Regions from separate parts of the Homo sapiens genome. Here region 2 is linked to region 1. The links are chromatin loops, found by intact Hi-C in ENCODE. Cell type or tissue: heart right ventricle. All regions are shown on one strand. Each heading gives the region's core, and the rest is flanking DNA. Links, peaks and the distances in the headings are about the cores only.

The links. Peaks named below come from ENCODE experiments on the same cell type or tissue, not always from the same donor. Only the 100,000 strongest peaks of a DNase experiment are listed, where the experiment ranks them.
Region 2: it touches region 1 in a loop (9-fold over the local background); 91 of 110 quality-filtered maps call a loop at or near these places.

Annotation. Positions count from the first base shown.
Region 1 is chr14:52,295,757-52,302,840 of GRCh38, forward strand. No RefSeq gene overlaps it. Among named protein-coding and RNA genes, the nearest start is that of PTGER2, 15 kb to the right of the region's middle. In heart right ventricle, for the core only: CTCF peaks have their summits at 4,117 (motif pointing right) and 4,318; no DNase peak of the experiment used is centred there.
Region 2 is chr14:52,470,528-52,477,611 of GRCh38, forward strand. It overlaps TXNDC16 (thioredoxin domain containing 16), which reads right to left. Exons shown (of 21, transcript NM_020784.3): 15 at 1-153. Among named protein-coding and RNA genes, the nearest start is that of TXNDC16, 78 kb to the right of the region's middle. In heart right ventricle, for the core only: a CTCF peak has its summit at 3,254 (motif pointing left); no DNase peak of the experiment used is centred there.

The DNA.
Region 1 (7,084 bases), core at 2,732-5,231:
TCCTACCTCAGTCTCCTGAGTAGCTGGGACTACAGGCACATGCCACCATGCCCAGCTAATTTTTTATATTTCTTATAAAGACAAGGTTTCACTATGTTGCCCAGGCTGGTCTCATACTCCTGGGCTCAAGCAGTCCACCAGCCTAGCGCTCCCAAAGTGCTGGGATTACAGGCATGAACCACTGTGCCCGGCTGGGACAAGTAATTTTCAAAGTCAGCTTCCCAGAGCCTCGCAAGAGTAGGGCACATGAGAGGAGATGGCAGAGCATCACATCGGGAGGGGTCCAACCTTTTGCCATCTGGTCACCCAGAGCAGCTCCATCAATATTGATACCTAGACTTGACCAAAAATACCACACAGAACAGATAAGCATTACAAATTGCGTCAAGGGTCCCAAGACCACCCCTGGTTTCGAGGCTTCTCTAGACGGACTCGCAGGACTCAGCACACAGTTGCACTCATGGCTATGGTTGATTACACGGAAAGGATACAAAGCAAAAAAACAAAGGGAAGAATCACATGGAATGAAGTCAGGAGGAAGCCAGATGCAGACTTCCTAGAGGCTTCTCCCATCAGAGGCACACAGATGTGCTTCCTTCTCCAGCAACAAGGTAACAATACGAATGAAGTGTTACCCATCAGGGATACTCACTAGAGACTCAGTACCCAAGGTTTGGGGAGAGTTGGTGGCGTAGGCAGCCTATGCCTGGCACATACCAAAATTTCAAATTCCTAGACAAATAGCAGGTGTTCGGCATAAACTATATTGTGTGCAGAAAGCAATCCCAACAAAATAAACCACCCTTATCATGTAAGAAATGGTGGGAACCCTCCAAAAATCCAGGTTACCAGATGTCAACCATGGACAACCTTGCAAGCAGGTCTTTCTAAAAATAGCAGTCTCAGGTCTGCTGTGGTGACTCTTTACTACACACACAAGAAGAAATATATCATTTAAAAATGATATTGTATGTCTATAAAATATAAAGGAATTATCTGATAAACTATTAAAATAAATAAGAGCTTATAAATATGACAATATGGAATTAATAATATGTTTATATACTAGCAGAAACATATACAAACCAACGAACAAAAGGTCCTATATGCAATAGCAACTAAAACATATGTAATGCCTGGAAATAATCTTAACAAGACATGTAGTGACAACATGAAGTAAAAATACAAATTATATTGAGAAATATAAAATAAAACTTGAAAAAGTAACCAGATGATTATTCCTGATTAGGAAGACTGGATATAAAAATAATGTTCAAAATTAATTTATAGGTCTAATGTAACCACAATCAAAATCTCTGCTGCTTTGAGTTCTTTCTTTAAAAGAAAAACATAGGTTTTGGGGGGTTTTTGCCTACTTTGACAAAATGATCTCAAAGTTCACTCAGAGAATAAAAAGGGGAGAAAATTCAGAAAAAAAATATTTGTTAGATGGTGAGTCTTATTCTGTTTTAATCATCTTACAATGATATGATAATTAAAACAATGTGGTAAGTGTACAAAGAATGGCCTAGATCAATGAAACAGTTAAGTCCAAATACGGTCTTAGTATATGAATAACAAAGAATGCCTCACAAATCAATGAGGAAGACAAAAGTTGTCAATCTATGATTTAGGAATAACTGTTTGACAATTTGGAGCACATTCATCTAAACCCTAATTTTTTTTTTTAAAGAAAGCCAATCCTGTCTGATCTTTTTATTACTGCAAATAGCCATTATGAAATATAATGAAAACCAAGATGTGTTTGGCTTTGAAAAGGTTACAGTTACATTAGTATTTGCTACTTCTTTATGTCAAAAAAAGTAGGTAAAATAAAAGGGCAGACAGGCCTGGGAAAAATATTGCCAAGAGTTAATGTATTTTATATATTAATAAAAATATACAGTCACATATTGCTTAATGAAGAGATACATTCTGAGAAATGTGTGATTAGGCAGTTTGTAGTGAGAACATCATACCCCGTATTTACACAAACCCAGATGGTACAGGTTTGCACACCTAGGCTATATGGTATGGCCTATTGCTCCTAGGCTACAAACCAGTACAGCATGTTACTATATTGAAAACTGTAGGCAATTGTAACACAGTGCTAAGTATTTGTGTGTCTAACATATCTAAACATAGAAAAGGTGCAGTAAAAATATAGTATTAAAGGAAAAAATGGTTCACCTGTGTGGGGCACTTACCATGAATGGAACTTGTAGGACTGGAAGTTGCTCTGGATGAGACAGTGAGTGGGTGGTGAGTGAAGGTGAAGGCCTAGGACATTACTATACACTACTGTGGACTTTATAAACATTGTACACTTACATTACATTTATTTTTAATTAAAAATAGGGTTTTTTCTTTGATAGTAAATTAACTTTGGCTTACTGTATGACCACCATATACGCAGTCCATTGTTGACAGAAATGGCTTCATCAGGACATGGTTCTATTATATCTTTATATGAAGCAGAGGCGATAGTAGAAAGTATTTCGTCCATGGCCATGTGGTCTTGGATAAGTCATTTAGCTTCTCTAAACCTCAATTTCCTTCCTTCTTGCAGGTTGTGGCAAGGCATAAATATACATAAAGCTCTTGGCATAATATTCTACTCATTATGGTTGACCAACAAATGATAGCTAATTAGTAGTGGTGGTAGTGGTAATTATACTTGTAATGATCGTAAAAGCTCACATAACTAAGAAAGCATTGTCCCCAAAGATAAATGCGTAAAAAACATGAACAGAGAATTCTCAAAGGAGAAAATAAAACTCATGAACTTGGAAAAATGTTTGACCTCACCAAAAGTCAGAAAAGTTCAAATTAAAGCCATGAAATGGCATTTTTTCACCCACCAAATTATCCAAACATTTTTTTAAAAGTAGTACCCAGTGGTGGGAGGGTGTGTTGAAATCGATATTTTCATACATTGCTGATGATTTATAAATTAGCACAACTGTGTTAGGAAGTAATGTGTAAATATGTACTGTCATTTCCCCAAAAGATCATATTCTCTGATTTAGTAATTTCAAGGCTGAGATTCACTCCTTGGAACAGACCCCAAACATGAAAATGCTACATGCAAATGAATGTTCAATGTAGTTGTTCTTGAATAATTAAAAACAATCTAGCTGTCCAGCAGTGGGAGAAATTACTACAATTTACTCAGTAGATATGATAATTAGAATGTTACTCGGAAAATATAAGAAGTAAGGCCGGGCGCGGCGGTTCACACCTGTAATCCTAGCACTTTGGTAGGCCGAGGTGGGCAGATTGCTTGAGCTCAGGAGTTCGAGACCAGGCTGGGCAAAATGGTGAAACCCTGTCTCTACTAAAATATAAAAAATTAGCCATGCATGGCTAATTTTTTACGTGTGGGCGCCTGTGATCTCAGCTACTTGGGAGGCTGAGGTGGGAGAATCGCTTGAACCCGGGAGGCAGAGGTTGCAGTGAGCCGAGATCACGCCACTGCACTCCAGCCTGGGCGACAGAGCGAGACTCCGTCTCAAAAACAAACAAACAAACAAGAAGTAGTCCAGGCGCGGTGGCTCACGCCTATAATCCCAGCACTTTGGGAGGCCGAGGTGGGCAGATTGTTGGAGGCCAGGAGTCAAGACCAGCCTGGGTAACAATAGCAAAAACCCCGTCACTATCAAAAATACAAAAAATTAACCGGGCGTGGTGGCAAGCACCTGTGGTCTCAGCTACTCATGAGGCTGAGGTGGGAGGATCGGTTGAGCCCAGGAGGCAGAGGTTGCAGTGAGCGGAGATTGAACCACTGTACTGCATCCTGGGCGACAGAATGAGACCCTGTCTCGAAAAACAGTTAAAAAATTAAAAAGAAAATACAATATGAGAAAATAAAACAGGAAGCAGCATTGTATGTGTATTGTATAGCAGACAAAAGTGGAAAGACATATTTCAATTTAGAAACAGTAATATTAAAATGTATGATTATGGAGAATTGCTACTTTTATAATTTATAAATTATAGTTAATTAAAATTAGATTTTGATAATTATTTCCACATGAGTTCTTTCTTCTTTAAATGACACCAAAATTTAACCTCAAAATCTTGGCAAACACTGACAGCCCTGAGTTTTTTTATATTGCTCCTCTAGAGGGAGCACAAGTGCTTAAAATACTTCATAACCATGACAATGTTTCACAATAGTCAAGAATTTTAGAAGGGCAAGAAAACACAGTAATCTACTGCAGTTTATCAGTAGTGTAGTCTGGTGTAGATAATCTAGTCTTAGATACAGAAGACACCCTCTAGCTATAAATAATTTATTTTCTATTATTAGAGCTGCTTTTAAGTGACATCAATTTTCTTGCATTGAATATATCATCTTTTTGAGTTGAAGTTCCCAGTAGACAGGAAAATGATGAAAAGGAAAAGAAAATCAAGGATGCAAGCTACTCTCAAAGTCCTAATGTTACTGACATGGAATTATAGTTTAATAACTTTTCCTTAAACTTCCAAAGAAAAGTGCTATCAGCCCATTTAATTTTTTTTTTTTTTTTTTGGTTGTTGTTGTTTGTTGTTGGTATCCTATTAATGTTGAGTTCCGCAGAGCACCAAGAAAAGGAAAGGAAAGAATTTGTATCTTTGATGTATTAGTTAATTTGACTAGGTGCCTACCCAGGCAGGGCAAATCTGATCAACAATCCAATGTGTCTCTTGCTATGCCAATTGCAAAAGGAGATGGGGTTTCGCTTTGGACGGTCCTCAGGGTCAGCCACTTTCTAGCTCTGAGTCCACTCTAAATGTTCTCAAGTTTGTTCGATTTGAATTTCAAAAACCCTAATTACGGTGCATAATTTCCTTCTGTAACCCAGTTTTGCCACAAAGCTTCTTGGAATCAAGAGCAACATGAACAACCATAGCTTCTTCACAAGTACTTATTCCTCCTTCCATCTTTATACACCCAGACAACAAAAAAGGCAATAGAAGATGGGGATGATAGGAACCTGAGAACTCTTTTTTCTTCTGACCTGAACAATGAACATCTTTTCAAATAACATAACAAGTCGTAAGAGAACAGCAGATGAATTATTTCACATGGAATCTAGAGGTAGAAATGCCCCATAAAACTTTTCTATTTGGGGAAGGCTTGCTCAGGAATCTCATTTCCTCTATTGGGTGTAGTCTAACAGATGAGATAAAAGGCCAGGATCCTGCAGGACCATCCCCGCTGTGGAGCCCTTGCCCAAAACGGAGGTGGTGAGCTTCACTCCCTGCCTGTCGGGACATCTTCATCCATCTTCTTTGCACTTTCAAACTACTACTACTACTTAGTATTGTAATCACTTTTTATTATTTAAAAGGATGTGAGCATTGTAGAAAGTTACCCTCCAAAAACCCAAAACCCCTGCTAATTTAACTTAAGGTTCTCCAGCTTTCCATATCAATACATTTTTATCTTATCTAATATCTAGTCCATATTCAAGTTTCCACAATTTATTCCCAAAGTGTCCCGTATAGTTCATTTGTTCAACCCACAGCCCAATCCAGAACCATGCATTGCTTCTGGCTGAAATGTCCTTTGAGTCTCTTGATCGAGCCCGATTTCTCTTCTTCTTCCTCCTTTTTTTTTGTTTTGCGACAAAGTCTTGCTCTATCACCCAGGCTGCAGTGTTGCAGTGTAATCACAGCTCACTGCAACCTCGACCTCCTGGATTCAATCAATCCTCCTGATTCAGCTTCCCAAGTAGCTGGGACTACAGGTGGGCACCACCATGCCCAGCTATTTTTTGTGTTTTTAAATAGAGATAGGATTTTGCCATGTTGCCCAGGGTGGTCTCAAACTCCTGGGCTCAAGCAATCGACCCACCTCAGCCTCCCAAAGTACTGGGCTTACAGGCATGAGCCGCTGCACCCAGCCCTATCTTTCTTCTTTTTAATGACTCTGACTTGTTGAAGAGCCAACCAGGCCAGTTTTCCTAATTCCTGACTTTGTCTGCTTGCCATTTACCATGGCATTCAACTTGTTCCTCAACTGCTGAAGTTTACATCTGAAGTTAAAACTAAATACGATGAATTCAAGTTAATTTTTAAATCTATCATAGATGGTGGTATACTTCACATTGCATCTTCATCATATTAGAGAACATAAATAGTAATTGCTTGCTAAGATTCATCCCTAGGTTAGGGTAATAGTCTAAGCCTTTTATTGAGTGACAGAATGCTGATTTTCTAATTCTGTCATTCTTCTACATTCTTGGCAAGCATTCTTCTGAAAATAGAACTTTCTCTTTCAGCTGGAGCTATTTGGTTACTCTAAGATACATTTCTTACATAAAGGTTAGATAAATGCTTAATTCTTTCTTTCATTACCAATTGTCAAAGTATGAAGTCAATTGTCAAGCCATCTCAAATGATGGCTTACAAGTTCTCTTTTTGGCTTTCTCTTTTTTTAATGTCCCTATAGAAATATGGATTTTTAAAATTTAGTGTGATTCAATTCATTAAATCAATATTCTTTTTGATGTTCAAATTGTTGCAAATTTGGGTAAGGGTGGGCTCCCAATTTGGACATACTTTTTATTTTTATTTTCCATTAAAAAATATTTTTAGCATTTCTTTTGTATTTGTCTACCTATTTATTTTTGTACATGAATAAGTTCTTTAGTGGTGATTTCTGAGATTTTGGTGCACCCATCACCCAAGCAGTGTACACTGTATCCAGTTGTAGTCTTTTATCTCTCACCCCACTCCCGCCCTTTCCCCCACTCCCCAAAGTCCATTGTATCATAGGCCTTTGCATTGGACATACTTTTTAACTTAGATTTTACAGATAATATTCCTTCCTCTGGGCATTATCTCAGTCCCCAATTTATGCTTAATATTTTCTGTTTATGTTCTTCTCTGTCATTGATTTAGAAATACTCTTATACCATATATCTGTGTACGTTTTGTCTACTATAAAAAAGTTTCACTTTTTAATTTTCAGGTTTACAATTCATGTCATAAAAACTATCCTTATTTGCCAACTCAGTGATTTGTTGTCCATTTTCTTATCAGTTTTCAAAATTTTATTGTTGTTGTCTCTTCTCCGACAACAACACGGTCTCGT
Region 2 (7,084 bases), core at 2,082-4,581, 170 kb after region 1:
GGAGATCTTCGGTTCCTAACATTCCAGCATAAGATACTGGGTTCTCGCCTTTCTTGTACATCTTTATGATAGGAAATTCAGTAACATTTTGCTTAGTACATACATCAGACCAATCTGCACAGTTTATTCTAGTAAGAAGCATAGTAGATGTGCCTAAATAAAAGGAAAATGCACATTTGTAATTACTAATTGTAGAAAATGCATTTGCTTAGGATCTTCAGTATTTTTCTATCCCATTCTTATTTTAACCTCTCAGCATGAAACACTCCTGCTTAAACACTCTCTTCCCTTGATCTTTGCAACACCATTCCCTGTTGGCCTTTTCCCTTCCTTTCTAGCTTCTCCTTTTTGTTCCCTTTTGCAGGCTCTTCAGCCAGTAGAGTTGGAGGTCCCTCAAGGCTCAGCTTAAGCTGCCTTCTCTTGTTTTTCTTCACTCCTGTCCTACACAACCTCAATAACCATAGACAATCTAATGAATCCTAAATTTATGTCTTTGGCCCAAACTCCTTGAAGTTCCAGACCCATATATCCTTACTACCTTCTCTGTTTTCCTTTGAACGGAAACCTCCTCAAACTCAACAAGTCTAAAACCATATATGGTTTCTTTTCTGTTTGTTGGTGAACGTTGCTGCTCTTGTGCAACTCAAAAAACAAAGCATCATCTTTCATACCTCTCCATTCCCAAGGCCCTTCATGCCTATTGATTAATCAGCATGTTCTTTCAATTTTACCACCTGAATTTTTAATATATCTAATTACTGTCCATTTCTCTTTACTGCCACTACTCAAGTTGTCGTTCCTCCTGGATAACTACAATAGGCTTCTAATTCGCCTCTTTGAATTCAGTGTGTCTACACTAATGCTAGAGATATCTTTTCAAAACTCAAATATTTTGGTACCAGCTTACCCCCACCAACCTTTTGCAGAATTAAATCTTTCTTACCGTGTACAACTTCAAGGACTAGCCTTCTCTGACACAGTGATCTACATCAGGTTCCCTTGACATATGCTATTATAGAACCATGCTCTTTTCCTTATCTCCTTATGTAATTATATACTATTCATTATCTGATCAACGTCTGTCTCTACCAAGACAACTCCTTGAGAGCAGGGACTATGTCTGTTTATTTATCATTGATTTTCCAGCACCTGCAGTACCTTAAATATGCATGTGAATAAATGACACATGTGAAACTCATCCAGGACTTCAGATACCTATCCTGTCTAAACATTATAATTTCTTTTCAGCCTAAGAAAACACACAGTAGAATCTCAAGCAGAAATTCCTACTTGCTCTATAATAAAACGTGTAAAGTTCTCTAAAATATTATAAATCACTGTGTGGAAAGAGATCAAACACTAAATAAAATAAGCACCATACAACTCGAAAGAATAAATTCTAATAAAAGATAAAATTTAGTATCATACTAGATCAAAGAAGGAATCTTTGTGTATCAATTTAGGATATAGCCTAAATGTTACTTCATCATATGATTAAAATTGTGAATGTGGTATTTTAATATTTTATCACCAAATGTTTTTAATACTGAAATTAATTTGTATATTTTCAAAGATTCTTGATTACTTCTCATAGATGTAATAACTTATCACTTTAGATTTAGTGTTAACAATCTGATAATATAGGCAAGATTTAGTCTGTCTTTTTTTTTTTTGCTTTTGTATATTTGAGATGTAGTCTTGCTCTTGTTGCCCAGGCTGGAGTGCAGTGGCGTGATCTCGGCTCACTGCAACCTTCCTCTCCCGAGTTCAGGCGATTCTCCTGCCTCAGCCTCCCGAGTAGCTGGGACGACAGGCACGTGACACCATGCCCGGCTAATTTTTTCTATCTTTAGTAGAGACAGGGTTTCACCATGTTAGCCCTAGGATGGTCCTGATCTGACCTCGTGATCTGCCTGCCTCAGCCTTCCAAAGTGCTGGGATCACAGGCGTGAGCCACCGCGCCCGGCCTTAAGTCTGTCTTATCACCACTATATCCCACTGCCTTGCACAATGTCTGTTACACAGTATGTACCCAGTAAAAATGTGTAGAATGTACACTGATATTTCTTCACAAATTTTAAATTCTTACATTAAAGGATATTAATACTTGAATTTTGTATGAGCATATAAACAAATATAAACCCTTATTTCTTCCCAAATCAGACCTGCTAAGTGACTTCCTATCAAAGTTCTCTTATCCTTTATTTTAATCATTTTGATATAGGAGTGAAGAAGAAATCACTTAGGCAGATAGCAAGGGTATGGGGAGTCCTCGGTAAGGTTTTTCTTTTTAGTGAAAAGCAGCCCCAAATCTTTTTCTAACAAAGAGCAGCCTGCAAGCTGCAAGGGTGCACGTACCGGCAGGAACTAAGGACTAGACGTTTCCAAGATGGCCGCTCTGTCTTCCCTTCTCTGCCAGCCATGTGTGCTGTAAGGAGCAGACAAGATGGCCCCAGACAACTGGAAAGACCATTTGTATAAGAAGATTAAGGTGGGGCGACCAGACTTCCCTATGCCACTATGTAAATATCATACCTGACTGAAGCAATCTATGAGCCCTATGTAAATCAGACACCACCTTCTCAAACTAGACTATAAAACTCGACACATTCGCTGCCAGCCAGTCCTTTCCACTTGGAGATGCCTTCCTCTATAGAGGAAGCTGTTTCTCTTTCTCTCCTCTCTATTGAACCTCTGCTCCTAAACAACTTGTGTGTGTCCGTGTTCTAAATTTTCCTGGTGCGCGACAACGAACCCCAGGGTATATACCCCAGACAACGCTGCTGCTTTGATTTCATCAATAAACATCTGGTGATGCTTGTTTATACAAAGTGCCACGTTACATATTTTGCCACCCAAGTATGGAATATAGTGCTCTTCCAGCTGCAGTTCTTTCCTTTCAATAAGCATCCTCAGCATGTCTACTACTGCTAAAACTGTGATTATTCCTTTTTCCCTACAGTTGAAATGGAAAACTTTGATGTTATCTTTAAAACCAGAAAAGTAATACTGATATATATCACTAAAAGTTATATAACTACTTATACTGAAGTTATCAATTCCTGTAAAATGGTTCCAATATTTACTCATGTTTCAGTTGGAATAGTCTAGTATTCTAAGGTGCCTACAGTATTACATCCCATATACTTTATCAATGCAGTAATTTCAAATAGGTTCCTAACTTAAAAGAAAAAACAGATTATCTTAGATACAGGTATTATGTAAGTATAAAATTTTGACATTTGCTGCCACCTTGTGACAGAGTAAAAAACATTCTTCATTGTCTTCGACTAAGAGATAACAAATGGCTTTTTCCCACAAAGTCAGATCTGTCAGAAAGACAGATGATAGGACTAAATGCCCAAGGTATTATATTTTCCTAACTTATAAAGTTATAGTATAGGCTTCAACATAGACACAAAACATTGTAATTACCTATGCAATGCATTTCTACATTAAGTTCCCTGAACTTCCAAAATAGTCCATTTATCTGATATCTGATTACCAAAAAAAATTGTTATTCATAAAGAACATAGTGAATGAAAAGGAAAACAAGTCCTGGGTTGCTTAACTACTTTTTTATTCTACAAACACATACAACTCTGAGCCCTTGCATTGAGGGGGCAGGTAGTCTCTTCATTTGGTCATTAATAGAAAAGAATGCAAGGAAATATTTTTCCATTTTCATCTGGTGTCTAATTAAATGGGGTGGAGAGAGGGATAATTAATCATATTCTTGAGGAACATTATCCAATCACTACTTCATTATGATTTATATTTTCTCCTCCTTTGCTTTTCTTCTAATTATTTGCCAATAAGGCTAGAGAATCTAAAAGAAGAAAACTTAAATTTGTCCATAGATTGCAACTTGCCTTGCATAAAGGAAAATGTGAAAGCAAGTAAGAGGATCTGCTTTTTAAAAAAATGATTAGAGGCTGGGCGCAGTGGCTCATGCCTATATTCCCAGCACTGTGGGAGGCTGAGGCAGGTGGATTACCTGAGGTCAGCAGTTTGAGACCAGCCTGGACGCTGTCTCTACTAAAAATACAAAAACTAGCCAAGCACGGTGGTGCACACCTGTAATCCTAGCTACTCGGGAGGCTGAGGCAGGAGAATCACTTGAACCCAGGAGGCGGAGGTTGCAGTGAGCTGAGATCATGCCATTGCACTCCAGCCTGGGCGACAAGAGTGAAACTCCATCTCAAAAAAAAAAAAAAATTACAGATCACAGTGTCTACAGACTTCATTATCCCCTCACTCAGTAATAATCAAAAGTTAGATCAAATGTGGTTGGGAAATAAAAGGAACGGGGACAGACAGAACAGCGTGTGGAGGCTCGCCTCATGAACTTTTGCTCCAAAACTGCAGCAATACATTAGGAAAGCCAAAAGAACCCACAGACCCTCTGAAGGAAGTGATTGCACCTGCAGGACCTGGGAGACACCCCAAATACTGTGAGTGCTCAAACTGTGGAAGTGGGAAAGGCAGATCGTCCACCCCTGAACACACACCCCACCACCGGGGAACCTAAAGGTCTAGATTACGGGAGAAGATTCTGACCTTATCTGGAGCTTAGTCAATTTAGAGAGCTGAGCGAAAGCGAAATACACGGGTAAAGGAAGCAGCAGGAAAATCCCTGTGGACTAGCTGGGTCCCCTACCAAGCCATTTGTGCCTCACCTCACAAGGGGTCCTTGAGGAGGGCTACCAGAGGCACTCAGAGAAGGCCACAGAGAAAAGGAAACCTCCCCCTGAAATTTGTAACAATTTGAACCAATCGAAGAGTCTCCTGGCCAGAACTCGGGGGAGGGCATGAATCCAGCGTGCAGACTCCACAGGCTGGGGAAGAAAGAAAGCCCTACTTATTTTTGCAGCTGGGAGGCAGGTAGCCTGGGGCAGGTTCTCAGCCCTGGTCACCCACTGCCTGGAAACAGACTTGGTGCTGTTGAGTGGGGGCACAGTGGAAGTGAGACTGGCCCTTTGGGTTGTGTGGGAGCTGGGTGAGGCCTGTGACTGCCGGCTTTCCTCCACTTCCCTGACAACCTGCATGACACAGCAAAGACAGCCATAATCCTCTTAGGAACATAACTCCATTGACCTGGGACCCTCACCCTCATCCCCCACAGCAGACGCAGCAAGACCTGCCCAAGTAGAATCTGAGCTCAGACACGCCTAGCCCTGCCCCCATCTAATGGTCCTTCACTACCCACCCTGGTAACTGAAGACAAAGGGCATATACTCTTGGGAGTTATAGGGTCCTGCCTACTGCCTGTTCCTCCCGATACCAATGCACTTTCAAGCCAATGCTCTCTTGAAAGTGCCATCTCCCAGCAGGAGGTAAACCAGCACAAAAATAGTGCATTAATCAACCAAAGCTAAGGACCCTCACAGAGTCCATTTAGCCCTTCTGCCACCTCCACTAGAACAGGTGCCAGTATCCATGGCTGAGAGACCCACAGATGGTTGACACCACAGGACTCTGTGTAGACAACCCCAAGTACCAGCCTGGAGCCTGGTAGACTTGCTGGGTGGCTAGATCCAGAAGGGGGATAACAATCACTACAGCTCGGCTCTCAGGAAGCCACATCCCTAGGAAAAGGGAAAGAGTACTACATCAAGGGAACACTCTGTGGGACAAAAGGAACTGAACAACAGCCTTGAGCCCTAGACCTTCCCTCTGACAGAGCCTACCCACATGAGAAGGAACCAGAAAACCAACTCTGGTAATATGACAAAGCAAGATTCTTTAACTCACCCCCGCAAAAAAATCACACTAGCTCTCCAGCAATGGATCCAAACCAAGAAGAAATCCCTGATCTACCTGAAAAAGAATTCAGAAGGTTAGTTATTAAGCTAATCAGGGAGGTGCCAGAGAAAGGCAAAGCCCAATGTAAGGAAACTGAAAAAAAATTATGCAAGAAGTAAAGGGAGAAATATTCAATGAAATAGATAGCATAAATAAAAATCAATCAAACCCTCAGGAAACAATAGACGCACTTATAGAAATGCAAAATGCTCTGGAAAGTCTCAGCAATAGAATCAAACAAGCAGAAGAAAGAATTTCAGAGCTTGAAGACAAGGTCTTCGAATTAACCCAATGCAACAAAGACAAAGAAAAAAATAAGAAAATATGAACAAAGCCTCCAAGAATTTGGGATTATGTTAAACAACCAAACCTGAATAATCAGTGTTCTTAAGAAGAGAAATCTATTTGGAAAATATATTTGGGGGAATAACCAAGGAAAACTTCCCCAGTCTTGCTAGAGAACTAGGCATCCAAGTACAAGAAGCCCAGAGAAACCTGGGAAATTAATCACAAGAAGATCAATGCCTAGGCACATTGTCATCAGGTTACCTAAAGTTAAGACAAAGGAAAGAATCTTAAGAGCTGTGAGGCAAAAACACCAGGTAACATATAAAGGAAAACCTATCAGACTAACAGCAGATTTCTCAGCAGAAACTCTACAAGCTAGAAAGGATTGGGGCCCTATCTTCAGCCTCTTCAAACAAAACAATTATCAGCCAAGAATTTTGTACCCAGCAAAACTAAGCTTCCTAAGTGGAGGAAAGATACAGTATTTTTCAGACAAACAAATGCTGAGAGAATTCGCCACTACCAAGCCAGCGCTACAAGAACTGCTAAAAGGAGCTCTAGATCTTGAAACAAATCCTGGAAACACATCAAAAAAGAACCTCTTTAAAGCATAAATCTCACAGGACCGACAAAACAGATACAATTTTTTTAAAATGGTATACAGGCAACAAATAGCATGATGAATGGAATGGTATCTCACATCTCAATACTAACATTGAATGTAAATGGCCTAAATGCTCCACTTAAGACACAGAATTGCAAAATGGATAAGAATTCACCAACCAACTATCTGCTACCTTCAAGAGACACACCTAACACATAAAGACTCACATAAACTTAAGGTAAAGGGGTGGAAAAAGACATTCCATGCAAATGGACACCAAAAGCGAGCAGGGGTAGCTATTCTTGTATCAGACAAAACAAACTTTAAAGCAACAGCAGTTATAAAAAAGACAAAGGGCGTCATTATATAATGATAAAAGGCCTTGTC